Regions from separate parts of the Homo sapiens genome. Here region 2 is linked to region 1. Evidence: chromatin loops called from intact Hi-C (ENCODE). Cell type or tissue: CD4-positive, alpha-beta T cell. All regions are shown on one strand. Each heading gives the region's core, and the rest is flanking DNA. Links, peaks and the distances in the headings are about the cores only. Region 1 has its middle 17 kb from the start of SSTR5. Region 2 has its middle 16 kb from the start of SOX8.

Region 1 (11,431 bases), core at 4,016-6,515:
GGCAGGCGCTCAGCTCCCCAGGCCTCATTTTCCTCACCTAAGGAATGGGACACGCACACCTTCGCCCCCAGGGTGGTGCAGAGAACAGGACGGTGCCTCCGAGCAGTGCCTTCAACGCCGTCTGGGGCCTGGGAATGCACCAGGACTTGATAAATAAACACCAGCTCTCAACACCTCGCCCTCTGCAAGGAGAAGGCCAGGAACGTCCCGTTTAGAGAGAAGGCGAGTCCACGAGCAGCAGACAGTCGGTGCTTAACAGGTGCTCGCTCTTCTTCAGAGCCTTAGGGTGCCAGCTGGCCAGAGTGAGCCTCGCTGACCAGGGAGCTGTGGCAGCCGGCCGGGGGTCGGCCCCTGGGGCAGGTGGGATGCCTGTGGGGCCGGCGTAGGCTCAGGCTTTGTCTGGGAGTGCCCTGCCCCGAGCACTGGCCTGGACACCTGAGCTGAGCCTCAGACAGGCGTTTCGGGGCCGACCCGGCAGGAGCAGCCGCTATCCCCGGGCAGCTGAGCCCAGCAGCGAGGGCTGGTAGAACGATCTAGACGAAACACTGAACTTAATAGCAAAACCACTTCTTTCGAGGGAAAACACGATCCGCAGCCAGCCGGCGCGTACACATGGGGCCTGGAAAAGAAGAGAATTCCGGAGACACAAACGGCCCTACGCGTCGCCGCCTCGGCCCGGCTGCTAAGTTATTAAACTCCTGCACAGGGAAAAGCGATAAAGTAAACATCCACCTCTCCCGTCGCTCTCAGAAGTGAAAGGTTCCTGAGATGGGAAATGCAGACGGCCTGCAGAGTGCTCCATCCAAATAAAATCATCAGATGCTTGAAGACCCTGGGAGAAATGGGCCCAGATGAATCACCTGCGCAAAGCCACTTAGCACTTCGCAGGGGCCCCGAAGCCCGGTGTCGGCAAGGTGTCCGTCGCTGGAGCAGGGGTGGCTGATGGATCTGGTGCGGGGTGGGCGGGAGGAGTCGCAGACTCAGATGTAGGAGGTTTGGTGGGGCCACTGATTCACGTCTGGCCCGGGGCTCTGTCCCTGGGGTCGGGAGGGGACCAGGCTGGGGAAGTTGGGGAGGGGGTTTCTCCCTTCTCTTTCCCAGCTGCCAGGCCGTCAGTGGGAGACACAGGTCTTGGGGACCAGGCCCTGCAACCCCTTCTGATCCCGACGTCTGAGACTGGCCTGGTGCTGGCTCTGAGGCCCCTGTGCAACCTCAGCTCGGGCTGGCTGCGGAGGACCTTTGAGGGTTTCCCGGCAAGGCCTTCTCCCTCTCAGCTGGCCATGGCACATAGGACCCCACTCCTCCGTATGCCCAGGGCAGGCATCGCTAATCGAGCCCTGCACTCCCTCCAACCCTTTGCATCAGGGCCCACCAGGCCCACCCACTTCTGTGCCCAGACCACCTGGCCGATGGGCGGCCCTGCCCCAGGAGGAACAGGGGTCTTCCTGCTTCCCCAGAGCTCCCGCTCTGGGTCCTGCATCCACGTCTCGGATGTGCCGCCCTCCCCACACCTGGGAGCCACGCCGACCCCCTCTGCGCTTTCCTGGGGAGACACCTCTCTGCACCAGAGATCGGCCCCCCGGGGTCTGGGCGTGGGGGCGGGGATTTGGATGTTGGGGGTGCAGAGGCCATGGCCTCGTCATCTTCTCTGACTCTGCCATGAGAGCATGACCAGGGCCTGTTGGCCCCCTGGGCCCTGACGTCCCCGGGCCCGGCACCTCCCTGGAAGCCCTACCCATTCTCCTCTTTTCCTTTTCTCACAAGGACCCTTTCACCGTAATCCTGCATGACCTCATCTTAGCTGATTAAATTTGCAAAAATGGCCAGGCTCGGTGGCTCATGCCTGTAATCCCAGCACTTTGGGAGGCTGAGGCAGGCAGATCACCTGAGGTCAGGAGTTCAAGACCAGCCCGGCCAACATGGCGAAACCCTGTCTCTACTAAAAATACAAAAAATAGCCGGGCGTGGTGGCAGGCGCCTATAATCCCAGCTACTCAGGAGGCTGAGGCAGGAGAATCAGTTGAACCTGGGAGGCGGAGGTTGCAATGAGCTGAGATAACGCCATTGCACTCCAGCCAGGGCAACAGAGTAAGACTCCATCTCAATAAATAAATAAATAAATTTGCAAAGATGCCATCTCCGTGTAAGGTCACACGCTGAGGTTCTGGGTGGATATGAATCTGGGGGACACCGTTCAGCCCAGGACAGGAACCAACTGTAGCAGGGCAGCTGTCCCGGGCACACAGTCTGACTGGCACTTACCCCTGGCAGGTCCCCCGGAGCCTGGCCCCTCCACCATGGGGCGGGGGCTCCAGTTACTTCCCTGGGGGAGTCCCTAACCTGAGGTCTCCTGTGCCGGGGTCTAGTCAGGGTGGGGGCTGCACCCCATCCCTGGAGCAGGTATGCTGGGCCCTGATAGCAAGCTGGGGAGGGTTCCAGGGCCAGAGGAGGACTCAGGGGCTGAAGGCAGTGATGGGTCCAGCAGGCAGCAGGGAGGGCAGGGCAGGGGAGGGGTGTCAAGGCCCATAAGCGAGAGGAGGCAGGAGGGAGGACATGGTACCCACAGCTGTGGTGGAGGAGGGAGGGTGTCCACAAGGTGGGTCCCCAGTTTGGAGTCTCAGGCACCCTCCGCTGTGGCCACCGACTGCTGGGGAATTGATCAGCCTCATAGCATGGCATGGAGTTGGGCCAGGCAGGGCTGGATGCCCGCCAGGGGCACTGCAGGTGGGCTACCAGGGGCTGGCCTGGGGTTCAGCTGTCACCCAGCTGACACGGGATCACCAATGGCTGCCATGGCTCAGGCATCCCTCTCCTGCCACGCTGGGGACACTGTGACACAGGCTCTCAGGTCAGTGAGGACAGTGTGGGTGTCGGAGCCTGGAGGGAGGGGAGTGGCATCGGGGAGGCCCCCGCCGAGCCTGGACAGTGGGGCAGGTGGAAGGGTGTGTGCCCGGCCGTGCACTTTGGGTCTGGTGAGCGTGGCTGAGGGGCACAGCTGCTCTTGGTCGGGGCTGCAGTGAGTGCTCAGCCCACTTGGCCACAGGCTGGCCACCAGGGACTTGGCGTCTGCTACCCACAGGACTGAGGACTCCAACAGCAGTCCCAGCCCAGGCCCCGAAAAGTTGAGCAGAGAAGGGCAGGAGGCCCCCGTATCCCTGGGACCCATCCTTGGCAGGCTGGGTTGGGCTGTGGGGGACACACCTGCTCTGGGGGATGTGGGAGGGGGGCGCTTCCGGGCCTGCAGCTGTTGGCCCCGAGGACAGACGCAGCCTCCTCAGCAACAGCTGGGCCGGAGGCTCGGGAGCCAAGAGAGACCAGAGCCCAGGCCAGCCCGGCCCCCACCAGGGATCAGTTACCTCGGCTACAGATGCCAGCAGGGGGGACTTTCAGGGGGTGGGCACCAGGCTGGGGTGGGCAGCTGGGGTGGGCCGGGGCTGCAGTGCTCTCCCACCCAGCCTTGGGCACAGGACGAGCCAGCCCCCACCTCTGTCCACTCAGCACTCCGCAGGGGCTGCTGTCTTGCTGAGTGCAGGACGCTGACCCCAGGATGTCACCATCTGATGCTGCCCAGGCTCTCCCCTCAGAATACCTGCTTAGTGACCACAGCCACCCCAGCCCCTCCCACTGACCCCAGGCAGAGCAAGGGGCCCCACCTGCACCCAGCAGGTGCAGACTGGGCAGGGCAGGGTCCCAGGAGGGTGCATGCTTGGGGAGCCCCCGCACGCAGACAGTGGGGGGCCAGGGAGGAGCCACGTGCTGGGCACAAGGCAGTTTCCGCAGGCCCCTTGCTGGGTCTGTCTCAGCACGGAGGGACCGGCAGCACACAGTAGGTGCTCAGCAAATGCCGGGGGGCGGGGATAAGCGAGCACCCACGGGGGGAAGCACTGGCTGCGGTTTCGCCACCTGCCTTGGCAGCACCCCCACCTAGGCCCTGGATGGGCGGCGACCACCGCCTCTCTGCTCCTGGGGCTCTGACTCCCAGCATCCGGCAGCCGGGGACCCGGCCTCCCCCAAGGCCTGGGAGCAGCCAAGTGGCCAGGTATCAAGTGGCAAACTCAGGCCAGGGTTGGGTGACGGCTTGGAGGGCCCCTGTGGCAGCTGAGCCCCGCTCCTCCTGGTCCTGCCCACCCTCCTGGTGCTGCCCACCCTCCTGGCCTGCACACCCTCCTGGCCTGCACACCCTCCTGGCCTGCACACCCTCCTGGCCTACCCAGGCTGCCACTGGCCCGAGGGTCCCAGTGAGGATGAGCCGGAGATGGACACTGAGGGGGTTGACGGGCCTGGGGCAGGCTGGCCGGGGCAGGGGGGCTGGGCCTGTCCAGCGGCCGCCTGCCCTCAGAAGAATGACACCCTGCTTTCTCCCCTGCCCGAGGAGGTGGGGTGAGGGTCAGACCCCAGCACCCATGTCTCTGTTTTTCTTTCTCCTGAAAAGCCTACAGACTCTCATCTGAATTGCTCCAGCAGAGCCCAGGCGGGGTACCACCCCCACCCACACACACAAAGGGCTGAGACAGTGCAGCCTGGCGTGTGAGCAGCCCTGGTGTCTCCAGGCTGGGGTGCTGTCCGCCTGCCCACCTGGCCACGGTCCCCAACAGCCGGTTCAGCAAAGGACAGGCAGACCCTACGGGCCAAGGATGCGCTGGCCTGGCCGGTGCGGGGCCAGGCGGGCAGCTTGCCAGGATTTGGGGATTTTGAGCCAGCTGCTGCAGCAGGTGTGGCCGGCCCAGCCAGGCAAGTCCTGCTGCCGGGAGGGTCGCCCACCAGCTGCTGGAGGGTGTGGGGCGGCCGGGCTGGCCACTCGCCGGCAGCAAAGCCAGCAGAGAGTGGGTGGGGCTGGGGGAGGCGGGAGGGTCCCAGTCCCACCCCCAGGGTCCAGCTTCCCTGGGCCCTGCAGCCAGGCCAGGAAGGTCAGCTGGGCTGGTTCTGGGCCCTAGGTCTTAGCCTGGAAACCAGGGGTTTCAATCTTGGCATGAGAAAGCCCTCGCCACAGGGCAGGAGGAGCCCCACATAGAACCCCCAACCCCTGTCCTCGGGCCTGAGCCTGGCAGGACTGGACGCCGGACACCGGCGCTGCTGGGAGCCTTGAGAACTGCACGTGTGCCCCCCAGTGGCCAGCGCCGGCCGTGCTCCGCCTGATTCTTCAGGCCCTGATGCGGGGTCCTGGGGCTCAGGGAGCCGAGGCCCGGGGTGGGGGCTGCACGGTGGTGTGGTCCTCTCAGATTGCAGGATCAGAGGGCAGTTCTGAAAGTCTCCTTGGTCAGGGAGCTGGTTTGCAGAGCTGAAGGGGAGGAGGGGGCCAGGAGGTTGCTTGCGGCCGTGGTCCTGAAAATCAGGCCCTGCCAAGGGTCTCTGAGGGCCAGCTGGGGAGGGAAGGGCACACAGTGTGTTCAGAGCAGGACCCCAGGGCGCTCGGGCTCAGCGCTTCTGGGGACAAAGGGAGATGGAGCAGAGGGGCCTCAGGGAGGCCCGCCCCGTGGTGGTATAAGAGCCACTGCGAACACCCTGCTTTGGTGAGGCTGCGCCCCAGGTGTTAACAGCCACACCCCAGCACACCAGGTGCAAGCCACTCTCCATAGGCCCCAGCCTGTTGCAGGAACCCTAAGCTCCAGGCCGGGAAGGAATGGGCAGGGCTGCCGTAGGGACTGTGGTCTTGCAGGACGAGGGTTTGTCAGGGGTGCTCAGGGGACAGCGGGCCGGGACGTGCTGGGGCTGCTGTAGGGACTGTGGCCTTGTGGGGTGAGGGTTGGTTGGGGTGCTGGGGCTGCTTTTGGGTGGCCAGGCCCTACCTGAGAGCCCGGCCATGGGACCCAAGGTCAGAGGGTGGCCGAGCTGAGGGTTGCCTGCTTTGGGGGGGTCCCTGGCCCCAAACCCATCTACCTGGGGGGCGGCACTGAGGCAGGTCCCCAAGGGCAGAAAGGGGAGTGACCTGGTAAAGGCAGCCCTGTGTTGCCCCTCCTCTCCCGTCCATGCCACGCACACCCCAATGAAACAAGAAATTTTCCTTGACCCCTTTGTGGGCCTGGTGACAGCGGTATCTTGCTTAGCCCAGAGCTCTCAACCCCTCGAGGCAGCAGGAGCACGCAGGTGGGCGGGTGCAGGAGCTGGAGTGAACACTTCTGGGCACAGCAGGAGCAGAACTCCGTGCAGTCCTGTGGCAGTGTCTAGGGCAGTGCCTGTGACCCGTGAAGCCTCAGAGGGTGTGTGTTACAGTGCTTTTAGCTTTGCTGTCCAAGGATGTCTGGAGTGTTTAACAGCTCAGTGGACCCTCTGCCTTTTCTCGAGGGCAGAGGGTCAGTGTGACAGCTTTCTGTATCCCAAGCTCTTGTCCAGCATCCAGGAAATATCAGGTTGCATGAAGAAATTGAAGGATAGTAAATGCAAGGGATTTTATGGCCGATGGAGGGAGGGGGACCTGGAAAGGGGGGTGGAGGGGGAAGGTGATGGAAGAGGCTCTCAGAGGGAGGGAGAGCTGGAGAGGGGGTGGAGGGGGAAGGTGATGGAAGAGGCTCTCAGAGGGAGGGGGAGCTGGAGAGGGGGTGGAGGGGGAAGGTGATGGAAGAGGCTGTCAGAGGGAGGGGAGCTGGAGAGGGGGTGGAGGGGGAAGGTGATGGACGAGGCTCTCACAGGGAGCGGGAGCTGGAGAGGGGGTGGAGGGGGAAGGTGGTGGAAGAGGCTCTCAGTGGGAGGGGGAGCTGGAGAGGGGGTGGAGGGGGAAGGTGATAGTCCCCTGAAGTCCTGCCGTCTCTACCAGACTCTTCTCCAAAGTCCTGCTGTCCAGCTGTCCCTCTGAGGTCACGCTGCTCCTCTCTGATGTCAAACTGCCATCTCCGATGGCCAGCTGCTTCTCCTCTCCTTGCCTGCTCTGTTCTCTGCCAATAAGGTCAGGAGTTTTTATGGGTACAGGATGGGGGTGGGGCGAGGCAGTGGTGGTTTTGGAAAAGGCAGCATTGGAGCAGGGAAACTGGAATGCGTGTTCTCACTCAGGGCTATGCTTCCAGGCTTGAGGGTGGGGTTCCTCAGGAACCCCATCTTTTTCTACCTAGAATTTCTGTCTCCTGTCCCTATCACTGAGGGCCCGTGAGGCTGACAGTACCCATCCCCAAAGAAGGATTGGCCTGGGCAGGGCTGTCAGGAGCACCAGGGCAGGGCCTGCCAATCCAGAGGTCCCCGAGGAACAGATTCAGGCCTGGGAACGGGCCCACGGCAGGGCTTTCCTGGAAATGCCTGGCAGAGTGGGCAGGGGACGTCATTGTGACCCCGTATTGCCGGGGACACCAGGCTCAGAGGGGCTGACTGACCAGCCAAGGCCGCACAACAGAGCTGCTGGGAGCGGGTCCCTGCCAGGCCGTGGGACACAGGGACCCCGGCTCTCGCTGCCTCTGCCCCAGCCCCAGTTCAGGACCCACTGTGGCTGTCACTGAGCTCCAGCCTCAGAGCCGCCCACCAAGCCCGACCTCACGCAGGGCCCACTGTGCCCACCAGAGGGCGCCAGAAGCCGGCGGTCCCGACACCGCGGTTCAAACGCAGGGACCGTCCGGTGGGGGCTGCTGCAACCCCCCCCCCGGCGTGTCCAGGCCCCTCCTCGAGGGTCCCCAGGGTCGGGGCCTGGTCGGGGAGAGAACCAGGTGTGGTGGAGCTGGGGAGTCCGGCGCTGGGCAGTGGGCGGCCTGTGCCTGGGGACCCCGGTGTCACCCGCCAGGTGGCAGGGAGGCTGGTCCCCTCCAGGAGCCCCCACTTTCTGAGGTGGCCCTAAGCCCCTGCTGCTGTCCCTTCTGCCCCACGCCCCATCCCCCTGTTTAATTCCCCCGACAGGGTCCGGGCAGGGACGAAGCAGGGTCCCCCCACCCTGGAGCTGGGAGGAGGGGGGTGGGGGCGTCACCAAGCATGGGGTCCAGGCAGATTCAGTTCATGGGGGACATGGGGGTCCCAGGGTGAGGACCCCTGGGGGGCTGGTCGGGGGGCGCTCAGAGCCCACGGAGAGCGGCCTGGTGGGGGAGGCCTTGCCAGCAGACCCTCCCTTCCCCCACCCGGAGTCCCGGCTCCCATCAGCCCCCACTTCCTGCTCAGTGTCCGGCCTCTGCCTGCCCCTGGTCAATGCTGCCATTTGTCTCTTCAGCCAAAGATCCCATGTCCACGTGACATGATCATGACAGGAGCTGTGGGGGGTCCCAGGGAGGCCGGCGCTGGGCTTGAACTTGCCCCGTGAAGGCCCCGAGCCCCCGGCTGCCGCATCCTGACTGCTTCGTGTGAAGGGAAGGGAGTCACAGCCACGCCACAAGAGAAGGGGCTGCTGCCTCCCCAACCCCCGCCCTCCCGTCTGCCCCAACCTGCCTGGGACCCCCCAGAGTCGGCTGGGGGCCTCAGCCCAGTCACCCAAGCTGCATCCTGCCCCAGGAAACCCCCACGGGCCCTGACCAGTGCCCACCAGGGTCCCCAGGACATTCTGGGGGCGGGAAGTGGGGGCAGGCTTTATGCCTGCATCTCATCTGCGAGCTTCCGGAGCCTCTTTGCACACTTCACAGGGCTGGAGGGGTTTTGTGTTTCAGACGGAGTCTCGCTCTGTTGCCCGGGCTGGAGTGCAGTGGTGTGATCTCGGCTCACTGCAAGCTCCGCCTCCCGGGTTCAAGGGACTCTCCTGCCTCAGCCTCCCAAGTAGCTGGGACTACAGGCACGTGCCACCACGCCTGGCTAATTTTTGTGTTTTCAGTAGAGATGGGGTTTCACCATGTTGGTCAGGCTGGTCTTGAACTCCTGACCCAAGCAATCTGCCTATCTCAGCCTCCCAGAGTGCTGGGATTACAGGCGTGAGCCACCACACCAGGCATGTTTTTGAGACAAGGCCTCGCTCTGTCCCCCACACTGGAGTGCAGTGGTGCCATCACGCCTCAAGGCAACCTCAAACTCCTGGGCTCAAGTGATCCTCCCACCTCAGCCTCCCCAGTAGCTGGGACTGCAGGTGTGTGCCACCATGCCCCACAAGTTTTTTAATTTTTTGTAGAGATTGGGGTCTCGCTATGTTGTCCAGGCTGGTCTCTTGAACTCCTGACCTCAAGTGATCCTCCCACCTTGGCCTCACAGAAAGTGCTGGGATTACAGGCGTGAGCCACTGCGCTCAGCCTAGGGTTAGAGGTTTTTTTTTGTTTTTTTTTTAATGTGTAGGTGTTTCCTGATGTCTCCCACCCTCTTTGTTGGGTCTGGGTCTCGATTCATTTTTCCGATGTTCTGAGCAGGGATTGGAGAGTGTCTTCAATGTGAAAACACTGGCCTTTCTGCAGCTTAGTTTCAGTCTCTTACCTGCTACTATATGGGGAGGCATCATCTGGGTGACTTCCTCAGGGCTGTCTTCCAACTCCCATATTCTCTTTTGGCCACATCTAATCTGCTATTGAAGCCATCAGCTGAGGTTTTTATACCAACAGCCATATTCCTCGTGTTAAAGGTCCTGTGTGGTTGTTTTTCTAATCTGCTGGGTCCTTTTCATGCTATTATATTGTTTTTCATTTCTACTTTTATCTCTTTAGTCATTTTAAACTCATGTATAATCTTTTTTTTTTTTTTTTGACAGATTCTCACTCTGTGGCCCAGGCTGGAGTGCAGTGGCGTGATCTTGGCTCACTGCAACCTCCACCTCCCAGGTTCAAGCCATTCTCCTGCTTCAGCTTCCCAAGTAGCTGGGATTACAGGCGCCCACCACCATGTCCCGCTAATTTTTTGTATTTTTAGTAGACATGGGGTTTCACCTTGTTGGCCAGGCTGGTCTCAAACTCCTGACCTCAAGTGATCTGCCCTCCTCAGCCTCCCAAAGTGCTAGGATTACAGGCGTGCGCCACCACGCCTGGCCTATAATCTCTTAATTGTTCTATTATTATTTCTGGTTCTTAAGATACTATTGACTGGGTGCAGTGGCTCACACCCGTAATCTTAGAACTCTGGGAGACCGAGGCAGGTGGACTGCTTGAGCCCAGGAGCTGGAGACAGCCTAGGCAAGCTGGTGAGACTCTTTCTACAAAAAAACAGAAAACGTTTATTGGACTTGGTGGCACTGCCTATAGTCCCAGCTACTTGGGAGGCTGAGGCAGGAGGATAACTTGAGCCTAGGGGTCCAAGGCTGCAGTGAGCTATGGTTGTGCCACTGTATTCCAGCCTGGGTGACAGAGCAAGACTTCATCTCTTTAAAAAAAAAATGGAACATTAAAAATTAGAAGATGGTGCCGTGTCTGCCAGTCCCTCGGGGTGTGAGCTCACCATTGCGGGCCATTTCTTCTATGGAGCCCAAGCCCCAGGGGGACATATCCCCACGGAGGGTGCATGTTTGCCTTTGCTGGAGCCTGGGTGGCCTCTAGGTCCTGGAACCAGACTCCATATCCCCCACCCCGCCCACTGGCTGCCAGTGGTGCCCCATCCGTGTCCTGGTGACAGAGGCAGCGCCCCGGGGGTACAGGCACCGGCGTCAGCTTTGAGTCTGAACCCCAGCCCGGCCCCAGTCAGCTGCATGGCTGAGGGTGGGTGGGGGATGCCCCTGCCTTGATCCCCCACATCCTCACCTATAGTGCAGCCTCACCTCCCTCACAGGAGTCGGAGGGCCACATGGGAAAACAGGCATGGTAGACGTAAAAGGCCCAGTGGAAATGCCGGTTCTCCTTGCTGCCATTACTGCATTTATCTGGCAACCCCGCACCACAACCCGAGACCTAGAAGACCCTATGCCCCAGGCGGGGCTGAACAGGACAGACCTCGAAGAGCCGGTCCCCAGATCGGACCGCCAACAACCAGGCCGGATTCCGCGCCTCCAGCCGGTCAGTGCCTTGGCAAGGCAGGAGCGGGTGAAACTCCCAGCCCTCCCAGGGAGCAGTCAGATGATGACACATCCACACCCGTCCACAGGGAGGGAGTGCGACAAGGCCTGTGGCTTTCTGCGCGAGAATCGGCCAGTGTCCTTTGGGGCCCGGGATGGGGTTTCAGCACCCACTCTCACTACCGGGGCTCGGGAGGGAGGGCTGGAGAGCCTCCATCTGGTGCCGTCGGTGGCCACTCCTCAGACAGCGCGGGCGGGTTCGCAGGCCCTGGGCAAATGTGGTGTTGCCACAGCCCCGCCCTACAGGGACAGCGGTCAGCAGCTGCCCCTGGCCCCGCCGTCCCTAATGAAGTTATAGATGGCAGCTCTTAAATGTCTCCAGAAATGGCAGAGAGGCTCCCAGAGCTGACGTGCAAATAAATTGCTTCTCAGGCTCGGACCACACAATTCTGCTGGGACCAAGCACAGGCCTGGGCCCTCCGGCTGCCCCTCAGGGCCTGGCTCTGCTGAGAGGAGGAAGCCTGGCTCTTGGGAGGGGGTCTCAGGTGCCCCCTCCATGGAGCCCAGCAACCTGGCAGGTGGGGGTGGGCACCGCCCCTCCCCCGGGACTCCATCTCCCCGGCAATCAGCTGCCTC
Region 2 (11,431 bases), core at 5,023-7,522, 57 kb before region 1:
GCATCCAGATCAGAGCCACCCAGCTAGGGGGGTGGAGGGAGAGGCTGGTGAAGGAACATACCCGGGGTCCTGCTGCCTGGCGTCTGTGTGGGAGGCTCCCGTCCTGTCCCTGTGATCTGTGGCCTGGGAGCTGGATTCAGAAGCTGCCCGGAGCCCCGGCTCTACAGCTCTCTGCTGCTGCTGGAAGGAGCATTTGTTTCCCGAGCTGGGCTGTAGGGAGGGGCAAGGCCCCAGACAGGCTGGAAGAGGGGACTCTCCCACCCCAGGGGGTGACAGGGACGTCAGAGGCCTCGCTGGGTATGTCAGCCTCCAGTCAACAGCCCTTCCTAGGCTGGGTGTGAAGAGCAGGTGACATTCATGTGACACCACCGCCGTGGGCTTTGTCGTGCAGCATCCCCTAACGTGGCTGGCCTGTCCCACCGGGGGCCGTGCCAACATCCTTTCCTGCGATCGGCACTGAGGTCCTGGAGAGGGACACAGGCAGCCCCAAGTGACAGATGACAGAGCCGCTCACACACACTATTCTCTGTTCACGGACACTAGCCCTGGCCGGGCAGCAAGGCCATGTCCAGGAGCTGCTGGACGCGAGTCCTGGGCCTGCGAGACCCTCATGGGGAGGGGGCTGCTCTGCCCAGAGGACAGTTCCTGCATGCGGGCAGGGGCCTGGGGGTCCCTGGGTAGAAGGGGCTGAGATGGACTGTCCGGGTGGGCTCCACGCAGAGCAGAGGCCGGTCCTGTTTCCGGGTGCTGAGCATTGCTGGGTGTCTGGACAGCATGGGGCAGCGTCACCTTCATGTCCGACACTTGGCCTCCAGCAGGGTGTGCGCCTGTGAGACAAGGGCGGGCCTGGACACCCTCCACATCACCTCCAAAGACGGGGTCTCTGCCCTCCTCCAATTTCTGGGGTCACTCTGGTCGCCCAGGGATTTTGTTTGCTAAAGGAAGAGGTGGACAGGCTGGGCATAGTAGCTCACGCCTGTAATCCCAGCACTTTGGGAGGCCAAGGTGGGCAGATCTTGAGGTCAGGAGTTCGAGACCAGCCTGGCCAATATGGTGAAACCCTGTCTCTACTAAAAATACAAAAATAATCTGGGCGTGGTGGGGCATGCCTATAGTCCCAGCTACTTGGGGGGCTGAGGCAGGAGAATTGCTTGAACCCAGGAGGTGGAGGTTGCAGTGAGCCAAGACCATGCCACTGCACCGCACTCCAGCCTGGGCGATAGAGTGAGACTCCATCTCAGGGGGAAAAAAAAGGAGGGGGTGGACAGAGGTGGTCAGAGGGCCTGGGGGACTGGCTCTAGAAACCCATGCCTTGTACCTTTTCCCCTGAGAGGAAAAAGGGTGTCAAGGAAGGGTCAAAGTTCACCCTAAGGTGTGGCATCATGCGTCTAGGGTTCAGACAGAGAAAGGAGTGAGACACTTGGCTCCCCAAAAACCCCCTGGTGTGTACGGCTTTAGACAAGCTGCTGGCCTCTCTGGCCTCAGTAGCCCACCTGCAAAATGGTGACAATGGTGCCCACCTCCCCGGCAATGGCGCTCAGGAACACAGGAGATGCTGGTGGGTCAGGTGCTTACACAGGGTTTGGTTAGAAACAGCTACTCAACACATATCACCTGAAGTTGTCATTGAGCTACAGGGACAGGACCCACACCTGCATATGATCAGCAAAAAGTCTGCCTGCTGGACAATGGTGACATATACTCCATACACCTGCCCATCCACCCAACTGCCCATTCACCTACCTCCCATCCTCCATCCACCCACTCACCCATCCACCCACCCATCCATCCACTCACCCATCCATCCATCCATGCACCCACCCATTTACCCACTCACCCACCCACCCACCCACTCACCCATCCATGCACCTATCCATCCACTCACCCATCCAACCATCCATGCACCCATCCATCCACCCACTCACCCATCCACCCTCCCATCCATCCACTCACCCACCCATTTACTCACCCATCCATCCATCCATGCACCCACCCATTTACCCACTCACCCATCCACCCACCCATCCGTCCACCCACTCACTCACCCATCCACACACCTATCCATCCACTCACCCATCCAACCATCCATGCACCTGTCCATCCACCCACTCACACGTCCACCCCCATCCATCCACTCACCCACCCATTTACCCACACACCCACCCACCTACTCACCCATCCACCCACGCATCCATCCACTCACCCATCCAACCATCCATGCACCCATCCACCACCCACTCACCCATCCACACCCCCATCCATCCACCCACCCATCCATCCACCCTCCCACCCATTCATCCACCCACCTACCCACCCACCCACCTATCCATCCATCCACCCACTCGCCCATCCACCCACCCATTTATCCATCCATCCATCCACCCATCCATCCTTTCACCTACTCATCCATCCATTCACCTACCCAACTACACACTCACGCACCCACCCACCCATCCATCCACTCACCCACCCACCCACCCATCCATCCACCCACCCATCAATCCACTCATGCACCCATTCATCCACCCACCGCCCACCTGCCCATCCATCCATCCAACCACCAGCCACTCACCCATCCATCCATCCATTTATCCACCCACCCACCCACCCATTCATCCATTTATTATCCACTGCAACCATACATCCATCCACTCACCCACCCCCTCATTCATCCATCTGTTCATCCACCCACCCACCTACCCATCCACCCATCCATCCACTCCTTCATTCATTCATTAATTCATTCAGTGACTGTTATGTAGTAGGTGCTGAGCTTTAAAGGAGAAGGAGATAGACTCAGCCCTGAGCTCCCTCAATACATCAGGAAAGGGCAAAACAGGACACATACAGGGGACCATAAGAACCAGTACAGGGACCCAACCTGCCTTGTGGTCAGTGGAGGCTTTCTGAGGAAATGGGGCCCTTCAGATGTTTCCACTGAGTCTTGAGCAGGGATCTGGTGAGTCTTGTGTTCACAAGGATAGATGTTTCCAATGAGTCTTGTCTCTGAGCAGCTCATCTCTCATTCAGTTAGACAGCATCATCCTTCATTTCTTCACTCAGTCTGAAGTATCCTACCTGGATGGCTCCAGCTTGCTCTTTTCTCTCTGAACCTGAGTGAGTGGTAGTGCTTAGGAGACACCTGGGACAGGTCTGAGACATGCCTGAGGCAGGCACAACCACCGGTTCCATATGCAGCCCTCTCACAGCTGTGGGTCCCAGGACTCAGTGAGCAGTAGGGTGCCAAACTCATCCTGGATTGCCTGGACATTTCCAGTTTCTGCAGTGAAAGTCCCATGTCCTGGGAAGCCCCTCAGTCCTGGGAGAAGCAGGATGGGTGATCATCTAGTGGGCAGGTATGGAAGGTTCCACACTGCCCGTGCCCATCTGTGGAGAAGAACATGCTTTGTGGTGTGGATGGTGGAGTGGGGGTAGAACATGAGCCATGGCTCACAACATGAGCCATGTGTCCCTGGGTGGCCTTACGAGCTCAACAAGCTTGGGGCCGTAACTGTCCTTGGCCTTCACCCACAACCTAAATTATCCTGGACACAGACCAGATACTCAATGAGTATTTGCTGAATGAACAAATCAGTGAATGAGTGAATGAATGAATGAAGGTGAAGCAGGGCATGTTTGCTCCAGGCAGAACAGATTCAAGTCTCTGAGATATTTCAGAGCATTGAACAGAGCATTGAACCAAATGAAGGCTCAGTGGTAACGGAAACAGGCTGGGCAGCAGCAGGAAGCTCAGGGTCATCATCGCTCTCTTTAAATTGCTCCAATGGTGAGAACAATTTCTACAGGAGACCCACTGGCAGGAAGGGCAAAGGGGTAGCTAACAGGGAGGTAAGCATGGCAGAGACCTCAGGAGCCCTAGGCAGATCTGTCATCTGGCAGCTATTGTGGGTTCTGTGCAGGTGGAGTCATTGCTAACTGGGGGGCCCTGAGTGCATGACATGGGACACCTGCCTGCTCAGCTTGAGTACATCATTAGGACTGTGGTTAATGCTAATGACTGTGACCTTGAGTTATCAAGACATGGTAGAAGTATGTGTCAAGCTCATTTCTCTAAAAGATGCAGCACCCACTAGGATGGCTGAAGTTCAGAGGGAAGACATCCAGTCCTGGTGAGGACATGGGCAAGCGGGGCCTCATCCTCCTGATAGAAGCTTGTATTGCTATTGCACAACCACTCCAAAGATGGTTTGTGGTCCCACCAAGAGCTGGCATGCCAGTGACCTATGACCCAGCAATTCTGCTGCTGGAAGTCCACCCGTGTGAAATGCACGCTTGTGTTCACCAGGAGAGAAGGTTCTTTGTAGATCTCAAACAGGGAACTTTCCACACACCCCTCAAGAGCAGGTAGATAAACTATGGTCTTTTCCCATTCTGAGATCCAGCTCAGTAACGAGGAGGAACCAGGCAGGCATGCTGAGCCCCTCCTGCAAAGGAGCATGCTATGTGGCTCATTTACATAAAGTTACAAGGTGATGTTTTTTTTTTCCAGACAGGGCAGTGAGAAAAACAGTTCAGGGCGGTTTCTTCCAAAATCAATTCAGAGCTATGCAGACCTACTGGAAAGCCAGGTCTCCAGAGCGGCTGGGGGTCCTCCCACTGAGTTGTGGGTGTATCCCCCCAGCTCCCAGCTAAAAGTCAGGCCACCTGCTCTCCAGAACCCAGGGTCCACGTTCTGAAGTCTTCACATTCTGGAATGTTCCTCTCTACTCTGCAGATGCGAATAAAATACCCCAAAACAGGTGAGCTGCCATGAGGGCGGCCATGGTTACTTTCCGAGGCATCGTGGGGGCACCTGCAGGAGTGAAGAGGAAGGGAGCAGGTGAGGCGGCTCGCAGCCACCCGATTCCCCTGCACAGTGAGTTTCTCATCTCTCTAAGTACCAGGGGATGTCTTGGCCAGGGAAGAAGATTCTGTTAGAAAGAGGAGACTTAGCCTCTGTCAGGGCTTTGGTGCTCACCTGTTCTGAAATGAGGCCCTGAGCACCCCAGGGTCAGGGCTGGGGCGGGGGCAAAGGGGAAAGGAAGGGAGTGGTGGCTGTGACGGTGACAGTGATGATATGTGGGAGGGCGTCTGGGTGCTTGGTCCTCCTCCAGCTTGATCTCAACAAAGGCATGGAGGGCTCATGGGGCTGGTGCGAGTTTTCACCCCATTTAACAGAAGAGGGCCCCTGACTCCACTTCTTGGTGATTTACCCACAGTCCACCCCTCACAGTCGGGGCCCAAGCCCAGGAAGAGGAGTGGTGGGGACGGGGCCAGGGTCTGCTGCCCTGCCAAGGCCGCAGCACGCCTGGGGCCACACCAAAACCTCCACCCCTGCATGGGGCTTCCTCCCTCTCAGGGAGGAGAAGGGAGCGTGCTGTCTCTGAACGGGAGGAGGCTGTTGGGTGCAGACCCCCAGAGCTCTGTCTCCCCACTGGACACACCCAGGCAGCATCTCCTGTGCCCTGTCAGCCCCCAGTCCCACACTGGCCCCTTCAGGGAAGCATCCTCAGGCATTTTAGGGAAGAGGAAGGTCTGTGGCTCAGAGCAGCCCCTGCTTCTCCCTGGGCCCCCGAGGGAGGGTCTGCAGGAACGGATGGCCGCCCAGGCCGGGTCCTATAAGCACCTCCAGTGACCAGGCATCTCTGAGAGCTGCCGGTGCCTGCAGGGGCCCTGGGTGCTGAGCCTGCCCGCCTCCTCCACGGTGTCCAGCGCGGGAGGTTGCCAGCGGCAGGAGCGGCAGGGAGGCTGGGCAACCTGAGCAGGAAGCAGCCGGCTGGAGCATTTCCTTTCATTAAATACCCGCCCAGCTCCCCTCCCGGGAAGGAGGCAGGTCACAGGCCGTCCCCGGGCCTCACCACTTCAGGAATGTACGCGGTGCCGGGGGAGCTGTGGTGCCGTCACCGGGAGGAAGACAGAAGCTGGCGTGGCGGAGGTGGGCGTCCCCTCCCATCTGGCAGAAGAGTCATCTTCTTGCAAAAGGCGGGGATGGAGCCCGCTGAGCTTCCTTTGAAAACGAGACAGATGACATTTCAATCTTCCATGGGGTCTGGAGGCCTCACCCCACCCCCGCCTCCCGCTCCACACGCCCGCCTGTGAGGTTCGGGGCGCGGCTCCCCTGGGGAGGGCTCCCTGTCACCTGTTCCTCCCATCTGAGAGCTCGCCAGAGGACTGTGGGTGGCAGCGGGTGCGGCAGATCCGGCGTGTGGGCGCCGACTGCTCCTGCCTCACTGCCACGGTGCCCTCGGTTACCACACAGCCTGCGCGGGGGCTGGTTTGCAGGAAGCCCCCAGAGAGTCCCCACCCGAATCCTCCTTTATTTTAAATCTGTGAAGCTCATGTCTGCAAAACGCACCCCCGATCCCCCAGCCTAAGCTCTGAAAATGCTGTGGGAGAAGGGGCTCTGCTTCGAGTCGGATGGGTGGAGGGACCCTGGCTGGGGCAGCTCCTGGTGGTCCCTGCTGGCTGGCTCGGGCCAGGCCTGCCAGGAGCTGGCTGAGACACCGTTACTGTGTCTGGGAAACGGGTGCCCTGGGCCCCCTGCATGGCGTGTCAGAGGGCAGCGGGACAGACAGCAGGAGAGGAGTCTGTGGCTGGAACCAGGCAGGTGGCGCCCAGAGCCAGCTGGAGAGGCCCACGGGAGGCGTGAAGGCTGCTGGGTGCCAGGGCAGTGCTGGGCCCAAGTCAAGAACCCCTGGACAGGGCTCAGACTCCAGATCAGGGTTCCAGGCCATGACCCTGGCAGGTCCTCACCTGCAGTGATGCCAGCCTCGCAGGACCCATGGGGGGAAAAGGGGAAGGGCATAGGTGCCCTCGGTGCCCACAGGAGGCCCTGGGAGCTCTGGAGCAGGCAGGAGGTGCACACCAGGTGCCACACAGTGGGAGCAGTTGGAAGCAGTGAACTAGATTTGGGGACTGCCTCCTGGGTAGGTGCAGGGCAGAAGGAATCCAGCGAGCAGCAGCGTGAGGGCCCCGGCCCAGCCCGTTTGTGCGGATGGCCAAGCACACCCAGCGTGGGGGTTCTCCAAGGCCCAAGGAGGTTCTTCTCTCTAAGGAGGACGGCAGGAAGGCCCGGAGGCCTGGGCAGCCGGTGCTGGTGGGGAAGCAGGCAGGGAGGAAACTGACAGGTGGCATAGGAGCCCAGGTAAACCACCTGGCCAGGACTGAGGAGGGAGGCCACGCAGCAAACTGCATCCAGATTTCAGAAAGAAAGAGGAAGGGGGAAAGAGGGAAAGCCAGCTGGTTCCACGGAGCAAGCCGGCACGGGCATTCGCTGGTTCCCAAGGGGCCGGATGGGAACCGAGTCGGATCACGTGCCTGCCCCTGGCATGTGGTAGAGGACAGGTGGAGGGACCCCAGGTGGGGCAGCTCCCGGTGGAGCAGCTTCTGGTGGTCCCTGCCGGCTCCACCCAGATCTTTCTAGAAACTGCTGCCTGAAGGGGACATTTCTCTTCCTGGGAGGAGGGAGAGTGGTGTCCACTACCCTGGGCCCTGGACTGTCCTTGGCCCTGAACCTGCCTCTCCTGCCCATGCCTCTCTCGGCTCACATGCTGCCTCCTCCTGGAAGCCCTCCTAAACTGGCCCAGACAGAACCCTCTGATGGTCTCCTTCAAGGCCATGGTCACTGTCAGTAATCACTGTGAGGGGTGGGACTGCGTGGGTCCCAGTTTCCCCATCCCCAGGCTGTTCCTCCGTGAGGTCACAACTGACCCTGGTGCCTCATGCCAGGCACACGGAGCTGCTCACCAGCCCCCATGACCAGCTGAGCTGCTTCAAGCCACTGAGGGGTGGATGGAGGCTGGGTTTTGGGCCAGAGTCTGGAGACGCACTAGTCATGTCCTGGCCCCTGGGCTGAGCTCAGGACAGGTCCCCTCGAGCTGCTGGAGCCAGCAGTCATGAGCCAGCAGTCATGAGCCAGCAGTCAGAGGCCGATGTGGGGTAGGGCTCTGTGGACCTGCAGGGATTCCCAAGAGCAGGGAGGCTCTTCCGGGGCAGCTCAGCCAGCAGGGGCCAGGCAGGTCCGGGCACTGTGGGCTCCCTGGGGCTTCTGAGAGCCTGGCCTGGGAGGGTGGCAGGGCCTTTGCCCCCTGGGGGTGCCCACACTTTGGCACACCTGCTGGTGCTTCCCTGGCCCTCCCTGATGCCCGCAGGCTCAGGGCCCTCAAATCAAGATGCACGAGGCTGGGACTCCATTTAACCTCAGACAACACCGAGGTGGGGCCGGTAGCTGCAGAGCTGAGGCTGCACCTGCCGCCCCCTGTGAGGGCCGCGTCCCGTCCCTGGGAAGTACCAGTTGGGAGGTCACTGAGCGCCGTGTCTCCCGACCCCAGGAAGGTTCCTGAGTTTGGGATGAATTCCTTCTCCCACCCAAGTTTCTTAGTGACCTTGACAAGTGGCCTGGACAGCTGGTTCTCCAGCCGCGGCCAGAGGAAGAAGTGCTGTCGGCCATGGGACCGGGGACAGGGACCCCAGTTCCCTGACCTCCAGCCAGGAGCCCCAGGCCCTGGCGATGCCATGTGCACAGCGCACTCCCCGTGGCCTCGGCTGGGTGATGACCTGGGTCTGGGTGGGAACCTCGCTTCTCGGCCATGTGGGTTAAACTCGGGGATCTCGGCCTGCTTTGGAAAATTGAAACCGTATTTTTGCTCCTGGAGCTCCCCAAACCATTTGCACCTGGACTCGGAAAGCTCATTTGGACACAGAAGCCGTTTCTCCCCAGGAGATTTGATTTTCCCTGGAATGCCAGCAGGAAAGTCGGTGGGAAGCCAGGTTGGGGGTGTGGGAGGGCAAGCAGAGCGGGGGTGCGGGGAACAGGTGCCCCCGGCTCTGTGCAGTGGCTGTGGGTCCTGGGCTCCTCACTCAGCCCATCTGGGTTGCTCCTCTCCTGAAGACCAGGCCGTGCAGAGCAGGTTTCACGGGGTGGACACACGTCCCAGCTCATCACATGGCGGGGGCTCCTCCTGGCCTGGAAGGAAGGACAGCAGTGCGGTCTCCATGACTGGGGAGAGGGAGCTGATGGCTCCATTTGGCGGGGGGGGGTGGCGGCCGGGAAAAGCCCCCGGGACCCTGACACTGGCAGCTGTCTAAAGTCCGTGAAATCCCAACCACTGCTGGCCACGGCATCCTGGGCCCCGACGTGCAGGCTGCCCAGTGGCGCCTCTAGGAAAAACTGCTGGGTGTGAGGGGCAGATATGGGGGCTGCGAAGTGAAGCCTGGAGGTTGCGGAGTATCCACTGGAGGATCAGCCTGTCGGGGTTAGGCCCAGGGGTCCCCAAGCTGAGGGATGTTCAGGGCTAAAGCCAGGAGAGTCCCAGGCAGACGTGTGGACGGTGGGTCTCCCCTGTTCAGCTCCCCAGGCGCTGGCCTTTCGGGTCTGGAGGTGCTGCCCCTCCCATTCAGTGGGGTAGGGCCCTGCCTCGGTGCCCCCGGGACACGGCAGCTATGAGCACCTGGCTGGAGTGCTGAGGGCCTCCCAGAGCTGGGGCCCAGGTGGCTTGGAGATGCCTCCTCAGCTCAGCATTTACCGCGGGGTAGGCAGCTCCAGATGCCTGGAGCTGAGGGCCTGGCTGCGGGGGTGTGGCAGTGCCACATGGCTGCCCAAGTAAAGTGCCATGAGCCGAGTGGTTTAGAAAACAAACCTGTCCTCTCACAGGTCTGCAGGCCAAAAGTCTGAGATCAAGGCTTGGGCAGGGCCACGCTCCCCAATGAGACTCCAGAGGAAGATCCTTCCTGCCTATTCCAGCTCCTGGTGGCTCCAGGTGTCCCTTGGCTTGTGGCCACATCGCTCCAACCTCTGTCCCGGCTTCACGCGGCTGTCTCCTCTGCATGTCTGTCTCCTCCTCTGCTTCTATGAGGACACTCATCGCTGGATTTAGGTCCCACCCAGATAACCCAGGATGACCCCACTGCAAGATCTTTTGATCAATTACATCTGCAAAGACTCCATTTCCCAACCAAGCCAGAGTCACAGATTCCCAGGGTCAGCTGTGGCCACCGTTCAGCCTGAAACATGCCGCGTCACCTCACCCAAGCCTCACATCGCCCCGTGAGGAAGCCACCGTGGAGGTGAAGTTCAAGTTCTCACCACCTGCCCTGTATGATTTCTCCTCCAGGGAACCCTGGGTGTCCACGGAGGGGCCGATGGCTGTCCCTGGCCCGTCATGGGGCCCCAGCTCTGACACCTGAGCTTCTGAATTCACTTGTTTAGTTTTTCAGGAACATTTTTTCCTTCGGTGCCTTTCCAGGGAGCCCCAGGGGTGGGGGCGTGGAGTTCTCCCCTGGGCCTCCGAGGGGCTTCTGCTGCCTGAGGGGTCCGTCCAAACTGTAGCTCAGATCCGCCGCTGCTGCCCTCCTGGCCCAGCGGAATGCTGGCACCTCCAGGAGCTCTTGGCAGTGAGCCACGTGGTGGACAGTCCCTTGCTCTGAGGGCCCTGTCACCTGGGCACAGTTCAGGGTCCCTTGGAACTGGAGATGTGGCAGGAGGGAGGCCCAGCCCCCTTCTGGGCTCCCTGAGGCTCCACTGAATCTTTGGAGGGGAGAGACGCTGGATTCCTGGTGGTGACCTGAGGGCTCACACAGGTAAACCAAGCAAGACCGTGGGTCTGTGGCACCCCACATCTGTGCACCTGTGCAACCGCAGTCTGATGTCCCTCCCCGGTGAAGGGACCCGCACATGTGCACCTGCCGCAGCCCCGATGTCCCTCCCCGGGTGAAGGAACCCACGGACGTGGCTCATCCATACCGCGGAACGTGAGCCATGAAAAGGGGCAGCCTCGGCTCAGCCACCGCAGGGAAGGACTCGACACACGCCGAGCAGAAGAGGCCAGGCCTGAGAGGCCACCTGCGATTCCATCTGCGGAAATGCCAGAAAGGGAGGTCCGCAGACGCAAGAGCTGGACTGGGGGGACGGCCGAGGGGCGAGGGGTTTCCTTCCGGATGAAATTGCCCCAGAACGACATGCAGGGCGTGGGGAGGTGGCTGCAAGATACTGCGGCCCCGCTGGATGCCACAGCACCCCATGCCGTGAACGGCTAATTCTACGCCATGTGGATCTCACCTCAATCAAACAATTGGAAGATTCCCAGCAGCTGAGATGACTCACGTTCGGGGGTGACTCATCCAGGCCACCGGCATCGCGTCGCTTAAAGACAAGCCTGACCTTTCCCCAGAAGCCTCAAGACCACAGTGGCCTCCCACGGCGGAGGGCAGTGCCCAGGGCTGGTGTTCATCCAGGGCACGGGACAGGCCTGAAGTGCAGACATTTCCTCTGCCAAGCAGTGGACGCAGGCTCGGCCCCCGCTGGCCAGGGGCGGCTCTAAGTTTGGAAAAACGAAAGTCCCGTGGCAGAGTGGGCCCCTGGGGTGGGATCCTGGAGCCAGGGCTGGGCCAAGGTGTGGGTTGAGAGACCCGGGGGCCTTCCCTGCAGCTGGCA

Evidence for each region. A loop is a pair of places that touch in the nucleus more often than their neighbours do. Peaks named below come from ENCODE experiments on the same cell type or tissue, not always from the same donor. Only the 100,000 strongest peaks of a DNase experiment are listed, where the experiment ranks them.
Region 2: it touches region 1 in a loop (8-fold over the local background); 9 of 110 quality-filtered maps call a loop at or near these places.

The regions. Positions count from the first base shown.
Region 1 is chr16:1,050,171-1,061,601 of GRCh38, forward strand. No RefSeq gene overlaps it. Among named protein-coding and RNA genes, the nearest start is that of SSTR5, 17 kb to the right of the region's middle. RefSeq lists a silencer at 7,393-7,572. In CD4-positive, alpha-beta T cell, for the core only: CTCF peaks have their summits at 5,095 (motif pointing left) and 5,301; a DNase peak (open chromatin) is centred at 5,111; H3K27me3 peaks cover 198 bases.
Region 2 is chr16:991,804-1,003,234 of GRCh38, forward strand. No RefSeq gene overlaps it. Among named protein-coding and RNA genes, the nearest start is that of SOX8, 16 kb to the left of the region's middle. RefSeq lists an enhancer at 10,099-10,755. In CD4-positive, alpha-beta T cell, for the core only: no CTCF peak of the experiment used is centred there; DNase peaks (open chromatin) are centred at 5,078, 6,058 and 6,548; H3K4me3 peaks cover 1,801 bases; H3K27ac peaks cover 2,105 bases.